Regions from separate parts of the Homo sapiens genome. Here region 1 is linked to region 2. A link is a contact called in ENCODE Hi-C or POLR2A ChIA-PET data. All regions are on one chromosome and are shown on one strand. Each heading gives the region's core, a stretch centred on a gene start or an enhancer-like site at or near the end of the contact. The rest is flanking DNA. Distances are from core to core; before and after follow the strand shown.

The links. Hi-C counts contacts between places; a loop is a spot of excess contacts on that map. ChIA-PET counts read pairs that join two places held with the same protein, here RNA polymerase II (POLR2A). Pooled maps may share reads with other maps.
Region 1: a loop to region 2 is called in a map of cardiac septum, with 2.4 times the contacts of the local background. The contact joins two enhancer-like sites. A Hi-C loop is called at or near these places in 2 of 168 maps with a recorded cell type or tissue (cardiac septum and heart right ventricle) and 5 of 50 pooled maps. POLR2A ChIA-PET finds 5 or more read pairs at or near these places in 2 of 52 experiments (A549 and AG04450).

The regions. Positions count from the first base shown.
Region 1 is chr4:53,904,098-53,907,795 of GRCh38, reverse strand. All of the region lies in intron 1 of LOC124900702 (a long non-coding RNA gene), which reads right to left. Among named protein-coding and RNA genes, the nearest start is that of CHIC2, 160 kb to the left of the region's middle. Within about 2 kb of position 1,720, at least 9 of the 41 ENCODE cell types and tissues checked have a DNase peak (open chromatin) inside an H3K27ac peak, as active enhancers do; they include heart right ventricle, where a contact is called at or near this core.
Region 2 is chr4:53,861,603-53,865,622 of GRCh38, reverse strand. No RefSeq gene overlaps it. Among named protein-coding and RNA genes, the nearest start is that of CHIC2, 200 kb to the left of the region's middle. Within about 2 kb of position 1,827, at least 6 of the 41 ENCODE cell types and tissues checked have a DNase peak (open chromatin) inside an H3K27ac peak, as active enhancers do; they include heart right ventricle, where a contact is called at or near this core.

The DNA of each region.
Region 1 (3,698 bases), core at 471-2,970, 42 kb before region 2:
TAACGTTAGTTAGGAGTACAGTTTAGAGTGCTGTTGGCTGTTTGCCCAAATGCAAATTATTTAATTTGATCTGAAAGCTTTAAATGTAATATTTGTGAGGATTCAGTCCATCAGTAAATCATCAGATATGTGTGTACATTTGCTGTGTACCCAACTAGGCATCAGGGCGTACATGACAATAGGGGAGATTGTGTTCTGGTTGGAAAAGGAAGAATTAATTTAAGAAAATAGTTTGGAGTCTGCTTCCTATAATTTTGTTCTTAAATTTTAACCTAGTGGCAGCAACTTTATGTCCTTTCTCTCCCAGGACAGTTCTAGGGACAAATATTTAGCTCCACTGTGCCTACCAGGGAATTGTATTTTATAGAACGTGTGCTTTGATTGGCAGCTTGAAAAACATGGTTAAAGTCGTGATCAGCACGAATGGAACAGTCAGGAAATGGGTCCCAGGGAACTTTTCCATTCCCACTACTCTTTGAAAAGCCCTGCAAAGATGCTATTGCAAATTTCTGTCTCATCAAACCGGGGATATTACCTTTATAAAAAGAATGCAAGGACTCATAATTCATGATATCCTCTCACCAACGATAGATCTCTAAATTATCAGGAGTAAAGTATATTTAAGAGTAAGAAAATATCTATCAAAGAAGAAAGTCAAGAAATGAATCTGTTTAGTTGTTTTCTTCCTGCTAAGAGCCTCTGATGGAGCATTTACACTGGCTTATGCTCATGTGTGTAGGATCGGCCAAATGCAAGTGGAAAATTATTAGCCAGGCAGTAGTCAGAATGCTCATCCATTCAAGAGCTTCCATTCAGATATATGGAGCTGAAATCTGAAACTAAGGGCTCTGTCCTAACTTTAGCAACTTAATTGCATAGAGCTCCACAGTGGCCTGATTAAGAATGGCTGGTGTCTTGAAATATTTTGAAAATACTGATACCAAAAGATTTTATTCTGAAAAATTATTATCCAATGAGGAAAACGAAAAGGAACCAGTTACAGAAAAGCCTACAGTCTCCGGGGATTGATGATAGAGCACATCATTGAAATGACTGCTATTTCAGAGAAAAGCAGTGCGGAGTTTACATGCTTTCCTTATAACATGAAATTTTAGTCCTTTGTCCAACACTGGGAAGTTAGAGGGAAGGAAACGTCTCTTTACTAACGAGAAAATGCACATTTGCTTCAAAACTATGGGGATGTTCTTTTTTTTTTTTAAACGGTATCCTTGTAAGTTTCTTTATTTGAAATGTGCATGAAATACCACATATGAATTTCTTGAATTTATGTAGTACTTGACTTGTCAAAGATCTTTCTCATGGGTAGGATTATTGGCAGTAAAGATAAGCTGTGGGAGAAAGGCCGGGGAAAAGTCAGTTGATGGTGTTAATTTATGAAGCAGAGTGGAAACAGAAACTAAAGGCTTATTTTCTCTCATTTGAGCAACAGGCTGGTGTTTGGCAAACTGTCCTGGGGGATATTTAGGTGAAGAAGGGCAGGCGTCGTGATCGAAGACTTATCTCCCTTCTTTTCATCTGCACACTTCTTCTCTGACCACAGTTTGAGCACTTTTCAATCACCAGCAGTCTCAGCAGGGCAAGGCTGCCACACGCTTGCTAATGGTATCCCAAACGCTGCATTTCTGGGGCTCATCCAGGAAGCACGGTGATAGACAAGCGAGTTACCGTATTTCCTCTGAAACTGCCTCCCTAAACATCAAATCAATCAGCATGGTTGGACTGCAGGCCACCACTATGTGCTGGCACTAACTATACCATGCTTCTAGGCCCTGCTTGATACTTCCAAAATAACGAAGGACACACAGGCACGCCTATAAAGCGTAATGACTGTTTAGTTGGCCTTTCCGTGGGAATATAGAATCTGCCAAACATAACTACTGATTTAGAGCTCGTCTAGGAATTCCTCCTAGCCCTGAGGTCTCAGTGTTTAGAGATATTTTCCATAAACTGGCTTAAGCCACTGCAGCATTGAATAAATAAATGCAAAGCACAAAGCTGCCAGTGTCTCTCTAGAAGAGTAGATTCTGTGCAGTGGGGTAACACAATGAGCTGTGCATGGAGCCTCTCAGAACGGTGAGTAGCGAACTTCCATCTGACAAAACAGATTTTCTAGTTTGACTTTGAACTTAAGTCAACAAAGATAGAAAAAGTGTGGAAAGTGTAGTCATTTAAAAAGAAGGTCCTGGTGACTATTTTGCTAACTGCAGAAGGCTCTTTACCAGAGTGTTAGCAGTTTATTTTTCAGAGCATTTCCTCAAGACAATGTGTATGAAAGCATTTTGTAATCAGTGGAGTACTTAAACGGCAATGACTATGCAGATACATTTCCAAACTCCTCAAAGTGAAAATGTGTTAGAACATCAGATAAGAGTGAACAAAAGCACAAAAGAGGCATTGCACATCCCTTATAGGCACACGAGACAGTGTGTTCCATTTTGAGAGATCTTATTAAGGAGATTGAAGAGGCTGGGATAATTTTGAATACGATTTCTACCCAGGCAGAGTCAGATGCAGAATTAAAGAAGATAAAGTAGGAGACTTTAGGAGAAATGTATACAGTTCTCATTACCATATACATCCTCTCTTCCTTTAGTCAGAACAACAGCTCTTTGAAATAAGGAAAAAAATAGTCTTGCTCAGCCAAGAGGAACCTGGAAGCTCCCCTTGGATGTTACTGCCCAGGCAAACCTGATGTTCTGTAGTGTGTTCACTAGGATTCCAGAAGCTGGCCAAGTAAGGATGAAGCATCACTGTTTTAGGGGGAGCCAAACTGTGGTGTCCATGGCTGTTCCCCTATGCATCAGTCATTAAGCTTGCCACCAGCTGCTGACATCTAAAGCTGAAAGGAGGGATGTCACGGTACAATAAAATGTATAAGCCAATAAACCTTTATTTGGTGATTGGTCATGCTCTTCTGTATCCTGCCTGGCCATAGCCTATTTTTATCACCAGACTCAAGGAGGGCCTTCACTCACAGAGCTTGTCCACAATAAAGGCTCATTCGTTCCAGGCATAAGCATTGCCCCTAGAGCAGCCTCTACCTTCTCTTAAATAAGAAGACCAAGGGAAACCCAACAACAATAGCAACAATAATAACAAAACAATTGAGGACTGGACACTCACGAGCAGCACCATTGGCTGGGAGACCTGGTCCAGGATAGGTTGGGTGCTGGTTCCCAGGAAGGTGTACTTTTCACTGGAGTCTCAGTTGCTGGAGAAACAATGCTGAAGGTTCTCTTTGGTGACCATGTTATGTTTTTTTGTCTATGGAAACTCAAGCCCCGTGTGGAGGGAGTGCAGAACTTTGAAAGAGCAGTTCAGTAGACACACTAGCCAGGTCCCAGCTTTTCTATAGAAGGATCCTCATTCCTTGCTCAGAGAGATGCTGCCTTGATCTGAGTCTTTATTACTGAGAGAGGAGAAACTGTGCTGTGATATCAGCTATTGTGGTCAAGTTCATAGAGAACTTCTATCTAATCCTCCAAACCTGCTCTTAAGGTGGGTGTTTCCCTCATGACCCCACAAATCTAACTTTGTGTCATAGAGCTTTGATTTTTGTTCCAGCCCTGACACTTTACAGACATGAGCAATCTTAAGCAAAATGAGTTTCGAGAAGGTTACATAATTTGCTTCTTCCAGGTAAAAGAGACAGCAGGTATAAAGGTCCTGAGGTAGGA
Region 2 (4,020 bases), core at 578-3,077:
TAACTAATCACTTCAACAAGTCTCTGTTAAGCTTTGCCAGGTGGCATTTTAGCAAAGGCAATACAGCAGGAGACAAAGCACACAGCTTCCATGTCAAATCAAACTTACTTCCTAGAGGTGGGAAACAGACCACAGGGAAGCAAACAAATAAAGGAACAAGAGATGTCAGATAGTCAAGTGCTCTGAAGAAAATATGTCAGACAGAAGTGATGGAGAGGAACTGGGAAGGTGCAGGGAGGCCTCACCGAGGAGATATAGCTGAGCCAAGACCTAACATATAAGAAGGAATCAGACTTGCAAAGATGTAAAAGAGGCACTTCCTGAGCAGAGGAATTTGCAAATGCAAAGTCCCCATGCACAAGTGTGAGCCCGGGTGAGTGTTGGTGAGAAGGCCAGTGTGGCCGCAGCAAGAGGGAGGGGTGAAAGACCATGGTAGGGAGGAAGGCAATGCTTGGGAAGCCAGGGGAAGGCATCTGGAATTTATGTGAAGTGCAGTATTATTTCTCTTTCTGCCCTTCCTTCCAAATTGGACCTCAGAATGGTGCCTCGTTATTTTCCCTGCCTGTCGATTCAGTGTGGGGACCTCAGCGCTGGACTTCAAATCCTAATTCTAGTTCCCGGTGACTCAGTGAGAAGGCCTGAAGGCTCTCTCCCCTGACACAACCTAGATCCACAATTTGTATTCCTAATGGCTCAGACTTATCTTTGAGAAGCATGTCCTGTCTTTAACTTGTCCTGATCCAGATCCCTTCCTTGTTTCTTGAATGTCAGCCTTCAATCTTATAGGTTTACATGGAGGTTTTGCATATGTATAATTTCTTGAGGACTGTTGCATGCTCATCTCATCTCTCCAGCTAAAAATAAGGTCCTTCAAACATTGACATCACTCCTACCTCTTGGGTAACCCCCTAGTGTCTGCTACCATGTTTAGTTGCTGAGTGAATGAATGCCTTCATCTTCCTACTCAAACTTAAGTAGCCATTCCCCTATCACCGTTGATACTGCCTTCTGGTTTTGTGTTCTCTATAGGTTTATCACTATCTAAATTGATCCAGTTTGTTCAGCAGCTGCCTGCCCCAACAGGAATGAAGAGGCCATGAAAGCAAAGGCCTCATCTGTCTTTTTACTGAACCTCAAGCAGTGTCTCCCCATAGCAGAAGCTCAAGGAGCATCTGTACTAAAGATGGGGCCTACGGTAGGGAGCCTTGGCCAAGTTAGGACCATTGGTCCAGTGACTCCAACTTCCACACATAGAGGGGAACTATTCTGGAAAAGCATTTTATACCTTTTTTTTTCTGGGCTCTAATTCTTAGAAATCAGACTATAGAGAACTGCCAAAGGAGTGTTGCTTTGGGTCAGTGGTGAAATCATTAATATCTTGTTGTGTCTCTGTGGCCTTTCTCTTGGTACCTTCTTTAGAGGTGGAGAGTTTAGAAGGGATAGAAGGAGCTGCCTTGGGGTGTACACATTCCCCAAAGCTGTGACTTCATTTGTTGAATCCGTTTCAACTGTATCTCTTTTCATTAACCATTTCCAAGCTACAGGGACCTGTGGTTTTAAGAGGAGAGTAATGGTTGTGTCAATGAGGGAGCCTGCTCTCTGAGCTCTGACGCCCCACTCTGCCTCCCCCATTGGCTCAGGAAAGATGTGGTTTATATTAGTGCCCTGGAGAAAGTTCATGCCCTCTGGGAAGAGTGTGTCCATGAAATGGCAGAGTGATTAATGGTTTATTTACAGCACTGACATCCAGCCTGTCAAGACCCTTCAGTGGCCTTTGATGTAAAACACACCGAGAGGCCCTGGCTCGTCCTTATCTCCTTGGAGGAGAGAAATCAGAAATGAAGGATGGTGGGCCCAGGCTCTGAACACTGGGCTTCAGGGGTCTGAATGGTGAAAACAGGCAGGGGCCAGAGACTGTTAGGAGGTGGCAGTCCTCAGCAGGGTGCCCCTATCATCTTTCTCATTTTTCCTTTTCTCTCTCATATCTTCTTCTTTCTTGTGTACCCCCTCAAGTACTGCTTGGATCCCTCAAGTCTCACAGGATAATGTATTTACAAATTATGCATGAATGTCACCAGGAGTCATAGATATCTGTATTCCTAAGGGATGGTGGGTGGGTAATGGTTAAGCCACACTATTGAACCATTAGTGATATTTGAAAGCACTCTGGCCTCTGGTTGAAGGAGCCATGTTTCTTTAAGAGAACAAAAGAACCCCGAGTGATTCCCAATTGCGCAGGACAGAGGACAGAGTTTGCAAGCAGGCAGCCTCCAAGCTGAATCCGGTCCACAGCTGTATTTTGTTTGGCTGCAGACAGCTGAAAATCTTTTTAATAGTTGCCAAAGTTTAACAATAAGATTTTAATTTCACATACAATTTTGGATTTCTGCTTTCTCTTGAAAAACTGAAGATCTGGACTCACTGAGCTTGTGTTCCCTCACAGTAAAAGAAGCTGAAACTGAAGAGGGGTCGCTACCCTTACCTGAGACAAGGCCTGTGTCTGTTGTCTCCCCCAAATGATACTGTGTGTCTGTTGCAATTTATCACTGTCATTGAGCTCTTGTTTTATTTATTCCTGTTCTGCTTCATGCATGTTTTGCTGAGCTATTCCAATTCTTTGAATCAGGAAAATGAGTTTTCATTAGTCAAATGGGGATACCAAAACCAACCTAAAAGGATTGTTGTGATGTTTACAAGAGATATCCCTAAGTAAAATGCTTAGTTAGCACAGTGCCTCATACATAAAAAGTGTTCAGTAAATGGTAGCAATTATTCTTATTGCACACATGAATTTAGGCCTCGCACTAAGTAATAGCAATTTGGTGGTCTCTTGTTGGTTTTGAAGCTAAATTGTTCAAATTGACATGTTAGAAAAAGTTCTGCCTTCCTTTGTCTATGAAGACTCATCTGAGGTCCAACAATATTCCAAAGCATGGATTCTGGAGTTTGAAGGATTTCTTTGAGAACACTGATTTCAAATTTCTTACCTTCTATGGTGAGAATTTAGGAGGCACTGAGTACCTTATCACTTCAGGGTAAATTAGTACTGGGCTAGCTAGAGATGCATCTAGCTAAGAATAAAAATATACCAGGGAAGAAAGAGCTCTCCTAGGAAGAGACCATGTGAAAATTTTCTCCAGCAGCTCCCTGGATGCTATTTCTCTATTCTCTTGTGGAAAAAATGAGGCAAGTGAGAACAGCAGTTGGTCTAATGAGTCATGACCCATAACGAGACACAGGTGGCCTCAAGCCCTTGCCTTTTAGCAGACGCACTGTTTGCCTTTCTTATTTTGTAATTCCTCTTATAGTTCCTCCCAGGCATGAAAATCCAGAGGCAACGATGCCTGGTACAACTTGATGTAGAGTTACAAGTCATCATGTCTACAGGACAAAACTTAGATATAAGGGATAGGTTGGTTTCATTGGAATCAGGTTCACACTAAGAAGATCACCAGCCGTTAATTACTTTCCCCACATTATTCCCTGATTAGAGAGAGCTCTGTGCTTCTGAGTATATGCCTCCAGGATGTTGCTGTTTATAATGCTGTGGTGTGCCAAAATTTGCATGAGTTAGAATGCTTTTGGCTGCAAATAACAGACAGATATAGGCATTTAAAAAAAATCTTACTCATCAAGAAGTTTGGTGGTGGGTTCAATTCTTACCAACCCACAAGGCTCAAGTTTTTGCAGATGGTTAACCTATATTTTCCAGGGACACTCATAGAGAGACACAGAAAAAATACTCTAACACTAAAGTTCTGTTCTATGCCACAGATAAAATTGTGTGTTAAGAAATAGTTGATAATTCATGGATGAACCCCATTGGCACCTCACTCAAACATTTCTTTCCACCATGGGTCTGAGAAGAAAAGCCACGTTAAGAAATGACATTCCATCCAATCTAAGGAGGGAGGATTCATGAGCTTGTGTGATGCAGCAGGCATCATCTGAGATTTCTGGCTGGAATGGCAGTGGGATGGCAACTGTATAAGTAAGGATGTAGTAACATGCTGTGTTGGG